Regions from separate parts of the Homo sapiens genome. Here region 1 is linked to region 2. Evidence: chromatin loops called from intact Hi-C (ENCODE). Cell type or tissue: natural killer cell. All regions are shown on one strand. Links, peaks and the distances in the headings refer to the core of each region. The heading gives the core; the rest is flanking DNA.

Region 1 (11,019 bases), core at 971-8,970, 65 kb after region 2:
CCTACTCATCTGACAAAGGGCTAATATCCAGAATCTACAATGAACTCAAACAAATTTACAAGAAAAAAAAATAACCCCATCAAAAAGTGGGCAAAGGATATGAACAGATACTTCTCAAAAGAAGACATTTATGCAGCCAACAGACACATGAAAAAATGCTCATCATCACTGGACATCAGAGAAATGCAAATCAAAACCACAATGAGATACCATCTCACACCAGTTAGAATGGCGATCATTAAAAAGTCAGGAAACAACAGGTGCTGGAGAGGATGTGGAGAAATAGGAACACTTTTACACTGTTGGTGAGACTGTAAACTAGTTCAACCATTGTGGAAGACAGTGTCATGATTCCTCAAGGATCTAGAACTAGAAATACCATTTGACCCAGCAATCCCATTACCGGGTATATTCCCTTTCTTATCAGTTGTATGACAATAGGCAAACTGCTTTATCTCTCTGAACCTCGTTTTCTTCATTTAGAAAACAGAGCTTATGCCTATTTTGGAAGACATTGTTAATTCACTCAAGACCCAGCCAAATGCAGTGGCTCACGCCTGTAATCCCAGCGCTATGGGAGGCTGAGGTGGGAGGATTGCTTGAGGCCAGGAGTCTGAGACTCATCTGGGCAAAAAAGTGAGACCCCAATGCTACAAAAAATTAGCCAGTTGTAGTGGAGTGCACCTGTGGTTCCAGCTTCTCAGGAGGCTGAGGCAGAAATATTGCTGGAGCCTGGGAGGTTGAGGCTGCAGTGAGCTGTGATAGCACCACTGCTCCCCAGCCTGGGAGACAGAGTGAGACCATCTCAAAAAAAAAAAAAAAGAAAGAAAAGCCATTCCTAGCCCTCTTTCTTTCTTGTCTTTCTCAGCTTTAAAGAGCAGAACACTCAGTGCCCCATTTCCAAGTGTGATGATGAGGGCAGTCGGCAATGGGGCCTACGAGAAAGCCATCATGTTCTTGGTAAAGGGAAGATGTTGGTTTGGTCTCCTGAAAAGCAAGGCTTCTGAGAGCAGAGGCCACGTTTTCTCCTGTGGGACCCCAACTTGCCAAACCCAGGGCTGAAAGTGTGGCTGGTGCTCATGGAAAACCCAACTTGAAATCAGGAATGGCCGGACCTGCCTTGAGCTGTATATGTTGCAGTCACCTTTGAATACAAAGGCCAAAAAAATTCTCTGTGGTTGGCTTTGGAGAGGTTGTCAGGAAGAGCTGTAAGAAAGTGATGATTCACAGCAAAGAAAACAATGGATGAAATAAAAAGGCAGCCTGCAAATAGGGAAAAACACATCTGCAAAATATCAGATAGGAGGTTCATATGCAAGATTTGTTAAAAACTCATACAACTCTGCCGGTGCGGTGGCTCATGCCTATAATGCCAGCCTTTGGGAGGCTGAGGCGGGTGAATCACGAGGTCAGGAGTTTGAGACTAGCCTGGCCAACATGGTGAAACCCTGTCTCTACTAAAAATACAAAAAATTACCTGGGTGTAGTCGCAGGTGCCTGTAATCCCAGCTACTCGGGAGGCTGAGGCAGAATTGCTTGAACCCAGGAGGCGGAGGTTGCAGTGAGCTGAGATGGCGCCACTGTACTCTAGCCTAGGCAACAGAGTGAGACTCCATCTCAAAAACAAAAACAAACAAAAAAAACCCCACAAAAAACCTCATGCAACTCAATAGCAAGAAAACGTGTAACCCAATTAACAAATGTGCAAAGGACTTGAATAGGCATTTCTCCAAAGATGAAATGAAAATGACCAACATCATTAGGAAAAAGCAAATCAAAACCACTATGAGAAAACACCTCCCACCTGTCAGGGTGGCTACAATAAAAAAACCAGTGATAACAAGTGGTGGTGAGGGTGTGGAGAATGGGAACCCTTGTACACTGTTGATAGGAGTGTCAATTGGCAAAGCAACTATGGAAAACAGTATGAAGGCTCCAGACAAAATTAAAAATAGCACTACCATCTGACCCAGCAGTCCCACTTCTGGGTACATACTCAAAGGAGATGAAATCACCATCTCGTCAAGGCATCTGCACTCCCATGCTCACTGCGGCACTTCACAGCAGCCAAGGTACGTACACGCCCTAGGGGTCTATCAATGGACAAATAAAGAAACCATGGTGTGTGTACAAAACAAAATGTTACTCAGCCTTAAAAAAGACGGAGATCCTGCCACTTGCCATAACAGGGATAGGCTTGGAGGACATTATGATAAGTGAAATAAGTCAGACACAGAAAGATAAATAATGCATAACTTCACTTCTATGTGAAATCTTAAAAAAAAGGTTACATATATACACACGTATATACACACGTATATATACACACATGTATATATACACGTATATACACACATGTATATATACACGCATATACACACATGTATATATACACGTATATACACACATGTATATATATACACGTATACATATATGTACACGTGTGTATATATACACACATATATACACATATATACACACACACATATATACTATATATACATATATATATACACATACACACAGAGAGAGAGAGAGAGAGAGAATAAAACAGTGGTTAGCAGGGTCAGGATAGGGGAGCAGGAGGAAACAGAGACATAGCTCAAAGGCTCCCACATAGCAAATATGCAGGATGAACAAGTCTAAAGATGGAATGCACAGCAGGAGGGCTGTGGCTGATAACAGTGGATCCTCTTCTTTGCTAAATGAGAAGATTATAACTGCTTTTGCCACAGGGGGAGGCAGATGCCTTAAAAAAATAAAATGATTATTGACAAAGTGATAAATAATAAGAGTGAAGGAAATTTGATGATTAAGTTTGCAAAGGGGAAATAAAACAATTTGTCCAGCACTACACCATAGCAAAACAATGTGTTTAAAATATAAAACAAAATAAAACTGGGTCAGATGTATTTATTTTTTGTTGTTGCTATTGTTTTTAATTTAAAATTCAGCCACTCTCTCAAGGGCCTGCTCATGATGAAAAATACATTCCAGTTTTTACAGCTGCCATAAGACCTCATAAGAGCAGTGGGGTAATTTCAAGGGACTTCTCTTGAACTACAGGGGGGCCCTTGGCTCTATGTTTAGTGAAGTCTTGCAGGAGACTTGATGATAAAAACCACACCTGTGGACAATTCCTTCTCTAGGTCCCATGCTAGGACAGAGCTTACTCCTCCAGCCCCTACTGGCGGTCCACTCTCCAAGCTGCCATTCCTTTACCCAGGACACTCACAGATACAACTCCAACCCACACCTTGGGTGAGACATGTCTTGGGCTAAAGCGCGAGCTATTATTCAGAACCCCAGGACTGAGAACCCTTCACAGTACAAATGTGAGGTTGTTTTTTTCTTCCTTCCTTTTTTTTTTTTTTTTTTTTTTTTTTGAGACAGGGTTTCACTCTGTCACCTAGGCTGAGTGCAGTGCCATGCTCATAGCTCACTGCAGCCTCAGCCTTCTGGGCTGAAGTGATCCTCCCACCTTAGCTTCCTAAACAGCTAGGACTACAGGCATGCACCATTATGCCCAGCAAATTTTTAAATTATTATTATTATTTGTAGAGACAGAGTCTTGCTATGTTGTCCAGCCTGGTCTCAAACTCCTGGCCTCAAGTGATCCTCCTGCCTCAGCCTCTCAAAGTGCTGGGATTACAGGTGTGAGGCACCACACCTGGCCTGATTTTTTTCTTTTAGTTAGCATCAAGTGTTCATTCTGGTCCCCAAAGTTCAGCAAATGTATAAATACTGAGCAGCAGTGTGCCCATGCCCCTCTCCCTGGTCAGCCTTTACAACACTGAACACGTGTGTTATGCTCCCAAAAACCCCTCCTTAAGAATGGGAATATGCAAGGGAAACACAACACTAAACCTCTTTTGTTAGCATTCCTGATAAATTCGCACTTATTACTCCAGTGAAAATTGTCTGTATGCAGAGAAAGTGCTTTAAACACAGCAGATTGGTCAGCCTCTGGTCCCCTCTGGCTCCTACAAACTTTCCAATCCTTTTACTTTGAAGCTGGGTCACTGCAGTGAGGTGCGTGTTGTTGTTCTGCAGAATCCAGTTGCATTTCATCACAGAGCTTTCATAAGAATCCATTTATCAAATTATTCCTTCGAAAACTGGAGTGGCACAGATCAAACCAACTGAGGAGCTGCGTGACACTTTAAGTCCCGATGTCAGTGCTGCCCAAATACAAGCTAGATTATCAAGTGCTTTTCAAGAACACTTTAATGCCTTGTTCTCATGAACTCTGACAGTCTGACGATTAGGATTAAAATGGGTCATTTGTAGGAATTGCATAAGGGCCGGAAGTTACAGCCCTTTCAGAAAGCACTTCTGCCAGCCCTCCCACCAGGAGTCAGGGGTGGCCCAGGATGGATGGGTGTGTCAGCTGGGCTCTGGAAGCTCACTGTGGCACCCTGTCTGCAGCAGATGTCTGTGGGGGCCCCACTTGCACCCCCTTGGTTCCTGGCATCTGCATTTCTGCTGACCAGAGGGCCAACAGCCTGAATGCACTTCTTTTCCTGCAGGCTTGCTTCTGTCCCTGGAACCCACTCTGCCCATAGATGTGGCAGGCCAGAAATGCCAGGGAATTCAGCTCTCCAGGAGTGACCCTTGGCCAATGGCTGACAGAAGCTAACGAGGTGTGCCCCAGATCTCTCATTCATTCGTGGGTAACCCTGAGTCCTGAGTGTAAGTTCCCCCAGAGTGGCTAACTCCAGTGGCCCCTGGCTGACTGGGTAGTTACTCACCTTCTGCTGCTGTCTTCCCCTCCATGCCTCGCTTCCACACTCCCCTATCTGTGCTTCCTGGGTTCACTTCCCAAGTAAACCACTTGCACTCACATCCTGGCCTCGGGGTCGGCTTCCAGGGGAACCCAGACTAAGACACTGCTATCCTTGCTGAGATTTAAGACGGAGCGCACATCTCCCAGGCTAGGGAGGGAACACCCAAAGCCACCGCTTTCCCAGAGACTCTGACCCAGCTGGGACCATTACCAATGTGCATCACTTGACCCTAGATGTGAAATCAAGAGCCGGAAGAAGCCATCACAGCAGACACAGCAGTGGCCACCCCATGAGTTTCCAGAAGCTCTCATGTGTGCTCCAAGGACTGGAGTTGAACAAATGGGAGGAGGAAGAATGAATTGTTTTCCTGCTGTATCTCCTTCTACAGGCAGCTTTCCGCTGGCTGTTGTCCCTCTTGTCATCTTCTGTAGGCTTAGAGAGAAAATCACAAGGCAAGAGAGAGGATCTTGCAAGCATAGAGCTGTGAGGTGTGATGAAATTGTCAAGTTCCTGTGAGCCCGCGTGTGAGAATAAAGGAAACTTGCATCTTTGTGGGTGACAGAAACACCAGTTCTGTTAGCAGAGGCCTCCCCAGGAAATTCAGTGTCTGTAATTCTCTTATTGTGAGAAGATAAATAGCATTCTTATTTTGTGAATTTGAACCCATCAAAGTTTTGTAGTTGAGAATGCCACATTCATGTCCATCCAAGGAGCATTCCCTGACTCTCCACAGTAGGGCTGGCCTGTGCTGAGAGTGGGACACAGGGAAAGAACACATAGTCCCGGCCTCTTCAGTAGCAAACAGAAGAGAGACATACACCAAGAAAAAATGGCATGAAATGACATTCGCCACAGTGAAAAAGCAATGGGCCATGAAATATGGGGCACAGATTCAGTCACTGAAATCGGGGAGGTTCCAGAAGCGAGTGACATCGAAGCTGAGTGTTGAGGGAGAACTGTTAGCAGAAGAAGGGGCATGAGCAGACAACATTCCAGGCACCATCAAAAAGGCAGAGAAGCAAGAAGAAGAGCTCAAAGTTTAAAGAACATCATCTTATTCCAAATAATTGAGAAAATGTTGCTGTTCACGCAAGTGCAAATGATGTGGCTATTTTAATGTATGTTCACATTTAACAGTGTTTTCTTTTTTGTATTAAGTAAAATACAGGACTCAGTAGACAACCCTGATGCTCCATCCTTAAGCTTCAAGTGAGCCTCCCCAGAGCTGAGAGCTGCAGGGTACAGGAAGTGGGGGATGCCATGTGGAGGTGAGTAGGGGAGGAGGAAGTGAAGGGCGGGAGCAGGCAAGGGAAGTCAGAGATGAGGGGCATGGTGAGTTGCGGAGTGTGAGAGGTGATGCAGGGAGCAGCAAGAGATGGAAATAGGAGGGTGGGGATGACCTGTTTATGTTTTCTTAATGCAATTGGTTTGGGGACCATCACAAAACATACAACTTGTCAAACTGCCCAAGGCCCTCCAGCTCTCTCCCTCTCTCTCTCCTCTCTTCCTGTAACATGCACACAGACATTCACCACAAGGAGCTGTATTCCTGGATGATCAACCAAATGGACTGTCTAGGGCCTGTCATTACATTTCCATGACTGTCTCTAAATCACTTTGTCCTGATTTCAGAACCAAGGCGGTAACCTCCCAACCCAATTTCCTTGAATCTTACCAAGGTGATGGTGAATTAGTGTTGATAGTAAATAAAGTCAGAGCTTTGAGACATTATTGAAGAAAAGACACAGGAAAATAAAAACAATAACATTAATTAGCTCCAAGTCAGTATAATTTCCTATCTAAAATAATAAAGAGGCTTTAAAGAAAATAACCACTAAAGCCTATCTTTGTGCCAAAAAGTCCACAGAGCCTTATCTTCTCACAAAGGCCCCTCCAAAGGTCATCAACCTTATTCCCATTTTGGAGAGACCTCAGCCTCTGGAATTGCTGCAAGAAAAGTATGACTGCCCCGAAGGACTGAAGCATTCAGATTTCATAAAAAACATCTGTTTGCCTTTTATGGCTGGTTTTACAGAAGATGGAGATGTTAGTAAATATTCCATTTCTTAAAAAATGTCAGTAATTTTAGTGACTTTGTCCCTCAGTAACACATGAAAAGTGAATGGATGATGCAAATCTTGAAAAGATAAACATCAGTATTTACATAAGGAGCGTTACCCAACGAATTGAGTGGAGCACAGAGGGGATTCTTTCTAAGTAATAAGAGACTGTCCTGAACCTCAAAACACTTCCAGTATTTGTGGAGACAAAATTCACAACAAAGAACACAGAATCTCACATGGCGTCTTGTGGGGTGGGCTGGAAAATGGTGAGAGCCCACGTGTTCTCCAGGAGGAGCAAGGCATGTATACTTAGAGGACTTTACAGTTTACAGATGACTTTCATTTTTCACGATCGCATTTAACCCCCCACAACAAGCAGGCAAGCAGTCTTCTGTTCTACACAAAGCTAAGAGGGGCCCAAGGCTGTGCAGCACTAGGAACAATTCTGGAACTTGAAACCGAAGTCTTCTAGGTCCAGCCCTGAGCGCTTTCTCCAGAAACTCTGCAACAGACCTCCAAGGTAACACCACACTGCTCTCACCACTCGGCACAGTGACCATCCTTAAACGAATGGATGAGCACTCAGAAGAATGAATGAGTGAACCCTGCCCCCACGGCCCTCTGGCTCACTCCACTCTCCTCATTCTCTAATCCCTAAAACTCCAGGCTTTTCACTATTCAGTGGCCGCAGGAAGACTCCGGGTTTTTCATATTTTATGCATACAGCTCCTCAGAGGGTCGCTTTCTAATAAAAGCACTGAGCATTGCAGAGAAAAATCTTTCTTTCTAATCAGGAGAAAAGGGCTTTCAAGGTCCGAGGCTGAAATCTGCGTTGTGAACGTTCAGAAATGAAATGCATGTTTCATTTGCAACTTTTGAAAAGGTCTGTGAGGATGCATTTGGCCTAGGTTTAAACGGAAAATGCCTTCATACTTTAATATTTACAACATAAAATTAATTAGTTTTTCTTTGATGAAACTTGAATCATTCAGCTTTCAGAAGCCAATTTAGCATTTCCATTTTGTTCTCTTCTACACACAAACATGCACACACACATATATGTGTGCTTACATATACATGCATACACAGTCACATCTGTATGCATCACATATATTCACGTGCACACCTACACACCTGCACATATGTACAGTCACACTTCATTCTTCTCATGCACAGACTGATTTAGTCAACACAGAAGAGTAGAAGGAATCAGTATTGGACTGCGCCGCCTGCTGTGTTTTAATATTCAACTATTTAATTCCAACTCTTAATGTACTTCCCCCTTGCTATTCTGCTGATGTTTCACTTTTAGAGACTCCACTCTGCTGAATCATTGTACCACAGAATTCTGAGTTGGGGCAGCTTAAGGCCACCTGAGGCTACTTCCCCTCTAAAGCATGAATCCTCTCCCAACAGTAACCAGACCAAGAAGTTCAGACTCTTTGGGATGCATCCAGGAATAGAGAACTTGCGCCCTGCTGAAGAAGTCTCATTCTTTTTCTCATGTCTCCTGACTGCAAAGGTCTTCAGGTCATAAAATTCAAGTCCTGTTTCTGCTTCTGACCCGTGGATTACCACAGACACATCAGATTCTGTTCTAAGCCCTAGGTTTAGCAAGAGGGTATTGGAACAACTGATCTTTAAGGTCCAACTAAGACGTTTTAATAATGCAGACACTTAAAATATCCTGCCTTATTTGGAGCCAAAAATCTCCTTCCTTACAGTGTCCACCCCCTGGTCCAAGCTCTGACCTCTGGGATTATACCTTCATCCTTGTGTAAGTGAGTGATAGCTGCACCATTTCCTCCAGGCGGGACTCCCCGGCTCTCTGCAAAGCTGTGTCCTGGGTACCTCTTGTGCCTGCCTCCCATCATTGTGGTCCACCTTTCACTCCAGCCGTTGCTGTGGCAACCAGCTTGTGAGGGTGGAGCCCAACAGCTCCTCATCTCAGCTGCACTATATTCCTCCCACCTTCTGCTCTAGAGGTAGCTCACCTTCTGATGCTCCATTGTGGAGTCTACAGGCCAGCCTGGACCAGAGGGACCAAACATCTGGGTGTTTTCAGGATTGAGGGGATTTTGGGGTTGCAGCAGGGCTTTTAGTTTGAAAATCAGGACAGTCCCAGGTCAAGTGGGACAAGTTGGTCACCCCAGCATGGGTTTAGGAGGGCCTTAACATCCACGGAATGACCCTCAGCAATGGGGGGCTCCAGGAGCTGGCAGCTGACCGCTCCCCTCCTCCTGCCCTGGACAGACTTGGTGGGTGCATTCTATACATACAGCTCCTCAGAGGGTCATGGAAGCATGAGGCCCCATTGCCCACAGTGGTGATTAATTTGGTAACTCCCCAATTAGAAAAGGCTTTTCCACCTATCTTGTTTTGTGCTCCTCAGTCCCCCCATGTCTGTTTTCTAGAATAGGATCTCACAATGAATGAACTACACACAAGTTCAGCTTTGGGTTCAGCTTTGGGAGGGGATTCCAGGCTCTGGCAGGCACCTGGGAAATTTGGATAATGAAAATGTCACAGGGTTGCACGTTTTGGATGCTGGACTTCTCATCCTAAGGTCCAGATGGCATTCTTCTAGAGTGAAGATCATGAGAAAGGGTCTTGGTTTCTTGACAGCTTCTCAGTATTCTTGCTTGCACATCAAGACAGCCAGGTTACTGCAGAAAATCATTTCTGTAGTTGTTGGTTCATTTTCTCAAAATACGGGATTTGGGGGTTACGTCTGAGAACCACACAGGGGATCTTGCCTCTGATCAAAATCAAATCAAAACACCTCCTGTGGTGACAGAGCAGGCATTTTATTTCCTGACAATATTTCTCCCATCTGATTCAATTTCAGCAAAGGAAATTTAAGTAGATGCAGGTGAAAGAATTGAGAACTGAGAGCTACCTGACTTGTGTTCCTCAGTAAAAAACAAACAAACAAACTGAAATATGTTTAACGGAAGAGGGGGAGAAGCCCACTACCCTCTTACACATATTCTGAGTCAAGTCGAGCTTTTCTGGGGACAGGATGAGGAAACCAGGTGACTGAGTATTTCTCCAGTACTCATCATGTGGCTTCTGCAGCACATTACACAAAGCATCTTACTTTATTCCTTAGAATGACCCCAAGGTGACCTTTGCCCTTGTGACCCCATTTTATGGCTGGAGAAACTGAGAGTCAGGAAGATGAGGGAATTTCACCAACATCACATAACTAGTCATCTGCAGACTGGGGCTCAAATCTGGGCAGTTCCAGCTCCAAAGTCTATAACCCTAACCAGTGCACTGTCTGGCCTCTCTAGAGAAGTAGAGTTCAGACAGGGTCAGGGGGCCCCTTTGTGGTATCATCCCCCTTCACCACATCTGCCCTTCTATGTCATTACTTGAGCTCTTTCCTCTAAGGAGAATTCCTTTCCTACCCACCCCCACCACCCCTCACCCCAGCCCCCTGCCCCACAGCTCCGGCTGTGAAAACCCTGCCAGTCCTTCTCGGCCCAGATCATGCCCCCCCGACCAAAGCTTCTTCAGCTACGTGCTGGGCAGCATCCCTTCCGCCACTGAATTCCCATAGTTGTTCACTATCGATGCTATGTAAATGCACACATCAAATACTTAATGAACACTTACTATGCACCAGGCCCTGCACTAAGCATTTTACACAGATGATCTCTACATCAACTCTATCTCAAGTTACTATTATCTTTCCTATTTTATAACTGAGGAAAACACCACCCAGAGAGGTTAAGTATGATGGGGCCCACTCTTTCACTCCCTTCTAGACTCCAGGCTAGAGAAAGGAGTGTCCACAGTGACACAGGCCACCAATGCAGTTTGTTGGCCAAAGGTGCTGCAGCACAATAAGTTTTCACATCAGCCTTGATGTCCAAAGCTTTTTACTGGCCCCTTGGTACTGCAAACTTTCCTCCTGGATCTTCCTCCCACTATGTCTAGCTTCAGCCTTCAATCAACAGAAATGTATTGAGTGCCTGCTACATTCTAGGTGCTGTTTCAGGTGCCCAGAAGGTTCTTTTTATTGGGAGATAGACATGATAGATAGGTATAAAAGAACATAGAAAGATACCAAGACCTACCACCAGCTTCTGTTTTGTTTGTTTGTTTTTGCTTAAGATAAATTATCCAGAACTTGATAAGAGACATCTGAATCTTTCTTTCCA
Region 2 (11,019 bases), core at 1,041-9,040:
GAACATAAATTCCGGGTCCAAGAGTCATGTGATTCCTGGCCAATGGGAAACCACAATGGTGCCTCCCAGCCCTGGCTCTTAACAGCACCACTGCGCAGCTGAGCCAGCCTCAGAAACATGCGTTACCCTCCCAGACATGAGCCTCTGTGTGCCGCTTCTCCCCTCTGTCAAGTCGTGTCTTCTTATATTAATAAGAAAAATAAAATGAAATAGTGGTAAAGTGTTGGAGTGGCGAAAATTTTTGGGGATGGTATGGAGAGATAATGGGCGATGTTTCTCAGGGCTGCTTTGAGTGGGATTAGGGGCGGCGTGGGAACCTAGAGTGGGAGAGATTAAGTTGAAGGAAGATTTTGTGGTAAGGGGTGATATTGTGGGACTGTTAGAAGAAACATTTGTCATTTAGAATGATTGGTGATGGCCTGGATACAGTTTTGTATGAATTGAAAAACTAAACGGAATAAGAGAAGGAGAAAAACAGGTATTAAAGGTCTAAGAATTGGGAGGACCCAGGACATCTAATTAGAGACTGCCTAAGGAGATTCAGCATAGTCCTACCAGCAAAGATTATTTATTTACTTCAAGAGTTAAGAGTGGCAGTTTGGGGATAGCACCAGGAAATATCAGCTGTGATGGCTTGGAGAAACAGTGTAAACCGGCAGTGTAAACAAGAGCAGGGCATGTATGAGTAGTTGAGAATGGTGAATAGGAGTTTGACTAGACAGAAGATAGTAGGGATGACATGATCAGCAGGGAGACCATGTCATGTGTTTTTATGGGAACTATGCCAAGATAGGTAACAGATGAGGATGAAATTTGGGCTTGACTGAAGTAATGGGGGCTGTCTGTGAAGTCTTGCAGCAGTACAGCCTAGGTAATTTGCTGAGCCTAATGGGTGTCAGGGTCAGTCCAAGTGAAAGCGAAGAGAGGCTGGGTATGAAGGGTGCAAAGGAATAGTAAAGAAAGCATGTTTGAGATCCAGAACAGAATAATGGATTGTAGAGGGAGGTATTGAGGATACGGGAGTATATGGGTTTGGCACCAAAGAGTGGATAGGCAAAACAACTTGGTTGACAAGGCGCAGATCCTGAACTAACTTGTAAGGCTTGTCTGGTTTTTGGACAGGTAAAATGGGGAAATTGTAAGGAGAGTTTATAGGCTTTCAGCGAAGGGAGATAAGGGTGATTAGGTTTTAATGAGATGGTAAGGGGTGCATGATCGGTCACCAAGGAGGGAGTAGAGGTATCCTATACTTGTGAGTTAAGGTGGGGGGATACAAGAGGAAGACGCAAAAGAGGCTTTGGATTGGGAAGAAGGGTGGCAATGAGGTGTGGCTGTAGCCTAGGAATAGTCAGGGAAGCAGATAATTTAAAGTGTCTGGGCCTAATAAGGGAACTGGGCAGGTGGGGATAACTAAAAAGGAGTGCTTAAAAGAGTACTGTCTAAGTTGGCACCAGAGTTGGGGAGTTTAAGAGGTTTAGAAGCCTGGCTGTCAATACCCACAACAGTTACGGAGACAATGGAAACAGGCCCTTGAAAAGAAGGTAACGTGGAGTGGGTAGCCTCCATATTGATTAAGAAGGGGACGGACTTACCCTCCACTGTGAGAGTTACCTAAAGCTCGGCATCCATGATGGTCTATCGGGCTTCTGAGGCGATCGGGCATGTCAGTCTTCAGCCACTAAGCCGAGAAGATCTGGGAAGAAGTCAGTCAGACAGCCTTGGGCCAGAGTTCCAGGGGCTCTGGGAGTGGCTGCCAGGTGAGTTGAACAGTCCGATTTCCAGTGGGGTCCCCCACAGATGGGACATGGCTTAGGAGGAATCCCGGGCTGCGGGCATTCCTTGGCCTGGTGGCCAGATTTCTGGCACTTGTAGCAAGCTTCTGGGGGAGGTGGTGCTGGAGGAATGCCTGGCCACTGCGGTTTAGGCATTTGGAAATTCTTGTGTGCTGGAGATGTGGCTGGGGTTTGTCTCATGGTGGAGACAAGGAATTGCAACTCAGAAATATGTTACTACTTGGCTGCCTCTACTCTATTATTGTACACCTTGAAGGCAAGGTTAATTAAATCCTGTTGTGGGGTTTGAGGGCTGGAATTTAATCTTTGAAGTTTTATTTAATGTCGGGAGCAGATTGGGTAATAAAATGTATATTGAGAATAAGATGGCCTTTTGACCTTTTAGGGTCTAGGGCTGTAAAGCATTTCAGGGTTGCTGCCAAACGAGCCATGAACTGGGCTGGATTTTTATATTTGATGAAAAAGAGCCTAAACGCTGTCTGATTTGGGATAAAGAAAAAGGAGCATTAACCTTGACTATGCTTTTAGCTCCATCCACCTTTTTAAGAGTAAATTGCTGGGCAGGTGGGGGAGGGCTAGTCAAGGAACGAAACTGTAAGCCGGACTGGGTGTGAGGAGGCGAGGTGATAAAAGGATTACAGGGTGGAGGAGCGGAAGCTGAGGAGGAATTGGGACCTAGCTCAGCCTGGAGAGGAGGGGAGAGGTCAGATGGGTCTGTAGAAAAGGAAGATTAGAAAGACTCAGCGACACTTGGGGTTGGGACTGAGGGGACAGGTGGGAGGGAAAGAAGGAAGATTTGGGACGAGTTGCATTGGGAACAGAGACTAGGGAGGGACCAATGTGTAAAAGAATGCCTGGACGTCAGCACCTCAGACTGTTTGCCTATTTTACGACAAGAATTATTTAGATCTTGTAGGATGGAAAAATTGAAAGTGCTGTTTTCCGGCTATTCGGAACTACTGCCAAGTTTGTATTGGGATCAAGCGGCATTGCAGAAGAAAATAAGGCATTTAGGTTTTAGGTCAGGTGTGAGTTGAAGAGGTTTTAAGTTCTTGAGAACACAGGCTAAGGGAGAAGAAGGAGGAATGGAGGGTGGAAGGTTGCCCATAGTGAAGGAAGCAAGGCTAGAGAAAAGAGAGAGTAGAGACATGGAGGGAAGGGGTTCGGGGGTTCTTACCCTCCAGAAAAGTGGGAAAGAGGTGGGGGTGCAGAAATAAGGGGTTGGGGTGCAGAGATAAGAGGTCAGGGCACAGAAATAAGGGATCAGGGCACAGAGATAAGAGGTCGGGCTGTGGAAATAAGGGGTTCTTGCCTCTCCCCCAGAAAAGCGGGACTTGCCTCTAAGGGTGAAGGAGAAGGGGTTGAGAGGTTCTTGCCCCTCTCCCAGAAAAGCGGGACTTGCTGCTGACGGTGAAGGACAAGGGTTTGAGGGGTTCTTGCCCCTCCCCCAGAAAAGTGAGACTTGCTGCTAACAGTGAAGGACAAGATGTTGAGGGGTTCTTGCCCCTCCCCCAGAAAAGTGGGACTTGCCATTAAGGGTGAAGGAGAAGGGGTTGAGGGGTTCTTGCCCCTCCCCCAGAAAAGCAGAGAAGAGGTAGAGACATGGAGAGAAGGGGTTGGGGTTCTTGCCCCTCCCCCAGAAAAGCAGGACTTGCCACTAAGGGTGAAGGACCAAGGCAGGCGTCCCTGTGTGGTCCGACACCTCTGAAACGTGGGTGAATAATCAGAGAGGCATCCCTGCAATGATTAACACCAAGGGAAGGCTGCCTTCCCAGGCCGTGACCGGCGCCGGAGTTTTGGGTCCACAGATAAAACGTGTCTCCTTTGTCTCTACCAGAAAATGAAACGAATTGAAATTAAGAGAAGGGAGAGATTGAAGTGTGGCACCAAGATTGAAAAGAGAAAGAGGTTGAGGGATATTGAGGGAGGTTGGAGAAGAGAGTAAAAAGAGGCTGCTTTCCAGATTTGAAATTGGTGAGATGTTTCTTGGGCTGCTTGGTCTGAGGACCTGAGGTCGTAGGTGGATCTTTCTCATGGAGCAAAGAGCAGGAGGACAGGGGATTGATCTCCCGAGGGAGGTCCCCCTATCCGAGCCACAGCACCAAATTTCATGCGAGTCCCTGTGAAGAGACCACCAAACAGGCTTTGTGTGAGCAACAAGGCTGTTTATTTCACCTGGGTGCAGGCAGGCTGAGTCCGAAAAGAGAGTTAGTGAAGGGAGATAGGGGTGGGGCCATTTTATAGGATTTGGGTAGGTAAAGGAAAATTACAGTCAAAGGGGGGTTGTTCTCTGGCAGGCAGGAGTGGGGGTCACAACGTGCTCAGTAGGGGAGCTCTTGAGCCAGGATGAGCCAGGAGAAGGAATTTCACAAGACAATGCCATCAGTTAAGGCAGGAACCAGCCATCTGGATGTGTACGTGCAGGTCACAGGGGATATGATGGCCTAGTTTGAGCTCAGAGGCCTGACACCCTCCTATGCCTTGCCTGGCCCCTGACTGCCTAGGGACCTGCAGTCTATCTGGTCCTCTGTAAAGCTCTTTTTAGTTCCGTGTAAAACAGCAGGAGAGTAAAATTGGGGTCCAGATGAAACAGAACTATTCAGGCTGATATCCAAGAAGCGCCCTGGCTCCTTAACGTGTTTTCCTTTTCATTGGCCTCTTAGGACTCAGGTTTGCCAAGGCTCAGAAGCAAGAGCCAGGAGTGAATATTGCACATAACAGCGGTGAACCTGGCCTGCTTCTGAGTGTGCAAAAGCCCTTTACACAGGATTTCCTGAGGTCAGCCCAAGCCCAGGCTCCTCACCCTCCCAGAATGCCTCAGCTAGCTGGCAAAACATTGTAAGTGGAAGTAGAGATTTGTCCAGTGTCAAAAATCATTTCACACAATAGCAAGACACACCCTGGGTGGAAGTCACTGCTACAGAAACTGTGCCCTTCCTCCAGTCTTCATCTCGGCACATCTGTGACCACAAACGCTGTCTGTCTAAATTCACATCTTGTTCAATTTTAGATTCATAGTTTTCTCTACTCAAATACTTTACGCTTGTAAGACATGTTGTGTGGAAGTGGGTTAAACTTGTCTTTTAACATCACCAATAACCATCTTCTACATTTTTTTCAGTCATTAATTTGATATCTTCACTAAAAGAAATGCCAGTAATTTGAGGGTTTTCAGAGTAAAGTGCCTTGAGCTCCCCCAGACAGAGAAGAAGCAGAGGTGTCACTGTTATTATTCTGAGCTGATAGGAAACACATCATGGATTGGAGGCAAGGAATCAGCCACCACCTGCCCGGCACGCACATAGAGCAGGTGTTGGCTATAATTGCCTCTAGACTTCCTGCCATGGTCAGTTGAAAGTCAAACCTGTAAATGCTGCCTGACTGCAATAGAACTGGAGTCCACAGACATTTCTGCAACACTGCCTGGTGAAAATATACTGACTGGGTGGGATGAGATGGAGGGCGCGTATGGAGCAGACACGACTGGAATAGCAACCAACAGGCTGTCAGTCTTCACTGCCTTTTCTCGTCTTCCATTTTTTTTGATTCTATGACCAAAAGAGATGACAGACCTGTAAGAAAATGGATTTGGTCATTTCCGGAAGAAGCTTTTTCTTTGATCTGTCTGAGAGCAGGTCAGTAGAAGGTATTTTTGTTAACCTGGATCCTCACCATGGATATTTCCTGAGCTTCTACATGGCAGTTCTATGTTTTAAAGTTCCCTTTGCCGTGGCAGCACAACTGCACACCAGACAGTCACCCTTCTTCCTGAGAGCCACTGTGATTTCACTTCAGGCTCAAGGTGTCCTCAGCAGATCTGAGGGAGGACTAAAACAGATATACACGCTTTGCTTTTCTGCATCACCACCGTTCACAGACTCCCAGGAGCTCCTGCAGTCAGTAGAAAGGAGATCATTCAAGTGGCTTTCACCTAGTACCAAACCCACACAGCCTTCAGACCCAGCCCCTCCAATCTCCCGACCTCCTGGGCACCATCCCTGGCCAACCTGGTCCAGAATGGCCTCCGTCCTCTAGAGGCCCCAGGCACCAAGATCCACACCCTCTATTCCAGAGCATTCTTGGCTTCAAGTTAGGTCCTATTTATCAAACATTTGTCTAGAGAGCAGCCCCAGCACATAAGTGTGTGTGAACCGCAGAGTAGAGGCATGGCCCCTGCTCACTGTCCCCTCTGACTCTGGGCCTGGGTAAGACTGGGCTCCCCAAAAGCAATATAAGTGTACCAGGAATTTTCTATGGTGCTCCTGGGAGAAGTAGGAAGGAGGAGGGAGACGGAGAAATCAAGTAGGGGTGTGATTCAAGCCCCATTCTTGCTTGCACCTGCAGCGTGACTCCCAGTGTGAGCTGAACCTTAGAGCTTGTCCGGACTTGAATCAAAGCAACGAGCCTCAGGTATTGGTGTGGGTCAAGATGGGGAGACATAAACTCCCTGGAGCATCACTTCCAGCTTTCTGCACCTGTGAACAAAGCCCAAAGGTGGGTCACTGAGGAGAGACACAGGTATGGTATTAGTTGCTGAAGAACACAGATGCTGAGGAGTGGTCCTGGGTGGGAGGGGTTGGGCGGAGCAAACACCAGCTTCACGGCCACCTTCATAGGCCAGTCTCCTGCCAGGGGCACGAGACGCTCCAAGGAGCCAGAAATCAGAGCTTTCATTTCCTTTGTGACTCTACCAGGTACTCACAGAAGCAGGAAGGGAGAGGCATTGTTTAAAAAAGCAAACACTTATATAGCACTTACTATATGCCAGGCAATGTTCCAAGCATTTTATAAGCACTAATTCACTTAGTTTCTCAATGTCTCAATTTCCTTATAGGTAAAGTCAAGCTAATAATATTAGCTACTTCACAGGCTTGCAGGGAAGCTAAATAGCCTATGTAAGGTTACAGAGATGATCTGCCAAGAGTTGAACCTGGGCAGTCCAGCTCTGAATCTAAATGCTTAACCAAACCATTAAAATGAGTGCAGGCTCATAGGACCAGACAGACACAGGTGCAAGTCCCGGTTTATGTCAATAAAACTGCATATCATCCACAATGGTTGAACACTCCCACCAACAGTGCAAAAGCGTTCCTATTTCTCCACAGCCTCACTAGCAGCTATTGATTCCTGACTTTTTAATAATCACTATTCTAACTGGTGTGAGATGATTCCTCAAGGATCTAGAACCAGAAATACCATTTGACCCAGAAATCCCATTACTGGGTATATATACCCAAAGGATTATAAATCATGCTACTATATAAACATTCTACTATAAAGACACATGCACATGTATGTTTATAGCAGCACTATTTACAATAGCAAAGACTTAGAACCAACCCAAATGCCCATCAATGATAGACTGGATAAAGAAAATGTGGCACATATACACCATGGAATACTATATAGCCATAAAAATATGAGTTCATGTCCTTTGCAGGGACATTGGTGAAGCTGTAAGCCATCATTCTCAGCAAACTAACAGAGAAAACCAAACACCGCACGTTCTCACTCATAAGTGGGAGCTGAACAATGAGAACACATGGACACAGGGAGGGGGGCATCACACACCAGGGCCTGTTGGGGGTGGGGGGCAAGGGGAGGAAGAGCATTAGGACAAATACCTAATGCATGCGAGGCTTAAAACCTAGATAACAGGTTGATAGGGGCAGCAAACCACCATGGCACATGTATACTTATGTAACAAATCTGCATGTTCTGCACATGTATCCCAGAACTTAAAGTAAAATAAAATAAAAAATTTAAAAAACTGCATATCATCTCTGAGTCTTCACTTTCCTGTTTTTGAAATTGGTTTTTCTTAAAAAACAAAAAAGCCACTAATACCTGTATCTGTGTAAGAAATGTCCAGCAGGTGCTGAAGCCTTGCTGGGAACTCAGTAACTCTCAGGGATCATTACAAAAATCCTCGGTAAAATTGACTGCCTGCAATCTTTGATACAGCAATGCCTGTCCCCAGTAGCTTCCAGTGGCAGATGTGTTATGTGTGTGCATATGAAAAAACTAAACATGTAAAAAAACCCAAATCCAGGCCACCCAGTACATTCATATGGCATTACCCAGGTCTACACCCCTGGGGACAGTCGGCCATGCCTGGAGACATTCTAGGTTGTCACTGCTGAGGGAAGGGTGCTGCTGGCATCTCATGCGTAGAGGCCAGGGATGCTGGTAAACACCCTGCAATGGCACAGGACAGCCCATTCTGTATTCTTTCTTTCCAACATAACAATAATGATAAAAGCAGCTGCCAACACACATATTCAAGGCACAGGTCTGAGTATATTATAAAGGTGATCTCTAAATAACCTATCTCTGAGAAACGATCTCCTTTTAGCCCCTTTACAGTTAGGGAGAGGAGACTTAAAGAGGCTGAGTAATTTTCCAGGATCACACAGCAGACAGGGAAGCTTGGATTTGAATCATTGTCATGCAGAGTCCAGGACTTACACTCTTCACCATTATACATTCGTTCACTAAACTTTCCTAAGTTTGACCACAAATTAGAAGGCAGAAAATGAAAAAGCATGTAACTTGGTAGTTCTAGCAACTGATTTACTTCCATCAAAGGCCCTTTGGTTCTAGAAAGCTTTATCTATGTGTTAACGATAGCAGTATATTAAATTATGGGCTAAGTGTGGTATCAAATTGTAAAATAACCTATGAAATCTAAGCTTTACTTTTTCTCATAGTTATTAATGGCTGGGGTCAGACTCTCTTGGGAGCCCCTCAATTGGAAGAAAGACTGACAAGAACACACACACAGGACTTGAACCAAACCCATGTGAATTCAAAGGGAAGGCAGGTTTATTATCTTTCGCTCCCCAGAGATGAAGTCAGCCAGCTTTTCTGTTCATCACTAGGGAGGATATTAAACACAATTCTTTACACGTGGGGAAAAAAAAATAATTGATTCTGAGAACAGCTTTGGTGAAATGGGACTTTGGTTGGAACAGCACACACATAACCTCTCCAAGACAGCAGGTCATCCGCCCTGGAACCTCACCCTTGGTCTCTGGCTCTGAAACTCTGATCACCTTAGGGAGTGTACTGGCAATGACCAATAGACCAGGACCTTTTGCTGCAAATCTACTAATGTTCCCTAAAGGGTGACCTCTGGTGCTCAAGGTTGTTTCCCACCACAGGGCTGCAGGCTGCCACTCTGCAAAGTGAATAACTTCCTTAGTCAAGGCTGGTGGATACATGAAAACCTGTCATTAAAAGAAACACATGCTGGACTGGTTCTCCTAGAATTAGCCATTTGGAGTCTCCTCGGGAATCATTAAGGGGACATTTTGCCTGACTTTGAAAGCAATCTTTTTTTTTTTTTTTAACAATAGAAAACTACAAAGTACTATACAAAGGGGACTTTGGGCACCATCAGCTCCTCTCAAATCCCCTATGATGAGATTATTACTTAGAATAGCCTAGGCTATTCGACAGCAACATATTAACGCTGAAATCTCAGTGGCTTAAAAAATCTAAAAGTTGATTTCTTGCTAATGCATATTATGATCCTGGACAAACAATTCTGCAGGGCAGTCATCCTCCATGCAGTGCCTCAAGGACCCAGGCACCTCCACACTTGTGGTGCCACCATATCAAAAATTGGCTTCCAGGTCACCACAGCAAGAAAGCACAAAATTTGGGACTTGTGGATCACTTCCTAAATGCTTTGGCACTTCTGCTTATAGCCCATCGGTCATAACTAGTCATAGAGCCCCCCCAAGTGCAAGGAGGCTGAGAAATATATAGACGGCACATGGTAAATATCTCTATCATCATTTATTTGTGTTACACACTCTCCAATTATGCTCTTTTAGTTCTCTTACAATGTACAGTATTGTTGACTGTAGTCACCCCGTTAATCTCCCCCATATGTAGATGAGGAGCCTGGTGAGTGTGGCCTATTGCAAATATTTTTTCCCACCAACCCAAAACGTAGATTCAAAAACTAATGCTGATTTTTAGAGAATTTTAGGTGATACTTAATTTGGTAAAATTTATTGAAACTATACTTCTCCTAATCACATTATATCATTTTCTATAATCTTATAACTCTAACATCAAATTTAAGATAAGAAATATATTTATGCCCTATATCCATAAGCAACAAGATCATTAAATCTCTTTAGGCACTATTGTCTAGAAAAAAGAAGAAAAAACCTATCTAATTATTTTCAGCAGGAAAAAATTTACAGAGCTTACAGCCCAGCATTTTACCGCTTTTCTTTTTTTGCATTGGTGAATCATTTTGAGCTTATAATTTCAAAGTAAATATTTTTTAAAGCCTCAGGACATTCATTGTGTAATGATCATTTGAAAGATTTTTTGGTTATGGTGTTCTCAAATGAATAAAAAGGCTGTTCATAGCAACAGTTATTTCTATATTAAAAAGATGAAATTGTTCATTAAGTGGTACAAGTCAATTTCTTTCATCAGCCTAACTGCCCATTTTAGCAAAGATTCCATCTCTGAATTAAGCAAATAGCTACACATTTCAAAGTCAATAGCTATACTATGTTTCCTTTAACGTGAACATCTCAGACATATCAATGTTGTCAGCCTCTTTACTAAGCCTTTCTCTGAAAAGACTGAAGACCGTGTTTTGTTGTTATTGTTGTCATTGTGTGTTTTGTACTTTTGCTTTTTTTAAGGCAATATTTTTGTGTGTTAGCTACAGTCTGGCCGGTCATGACATGCACACTCAAAAGAGAGCCAGATATTTTTTAAAAAGTATGGTGAGGCTGAGTAGCCCATTTGACAATAAATGTAAAGTGCTCACATTTCCATTGGTCTGTTTGGAATTTCCCTAAGAAGAGTTATTTCTTTCTGTAATAAAACCAGAAGTCGAATGTAATAAACCATAGCTGGTCTGTGGGGGTTTGTGGCTAAAGTGAGTATGGAAAAGTCTGTGAACTTTCTGTTTATTTCCTTTTCCCAACCAAACCCTTGAAACTAGAGGCTGGAAGGAAGGGGTAGAGTTGAGGGCCATTGGACTAGGTGGAGGAAGTGACCTTGCAGATCCTTTCACATTCTGTAATGCATGCAAAAAATAATGAGAATGAGATAGCTGAAGTTTCAATTCTTTAGAGAGAGATTCAAATTCATTTGTCGGTTACAGGAAGCAAAAAAAATGCCATTATTAATTTAGGCAATTAGAGAACTTTGAAAGTAATATTTAGTACTTTTTTTAAAAAGCCTGTCC

The links. Peaks named below come from ENCODE experiments on the same cell type or tissue, not always from the same donor. Only the 100,000 strongest peaks of a DNase experiment are listed, where the experiment ranks them.
Region 1: it touches region 2 in a loop (5-fold over the local background); 2 of 110 quality-filtered maps call a loop at or near these places.

The regions. Positions count from the first base shown.
Region 1 is chr19:28,496,134-28,507,152 of GRCh38, forward strand. It overlaps the pseudogene LOC100420587. Among named protein-coding and RNA genes, the nearest start is that of ERVE-5, 110 kb to the right of the region's middle. In natural killer cell, for the core only: no CTCF peak of the experiment used is centred there; a DNase peak (open chromatin) is centred at 5,288; H3K4me3 peaks cover 857 bases; H3K27ac peaks cover 6,796 bases.
Region 2 is chr19:28,431,451-28,442,469 of GRCh38, forward strand. It overlaps the pseudogene LOC100420587. Among named protein-coding and RNA genes, the nearest start is that of ERVE-5, 170 kb to the right of the region's middle. In natural killer cell, for the core only: no CTCF peak of the experiment used is centred there; no DNase peak of the experiment used is centred there; H3K27ac peaks cover 2,031 bases.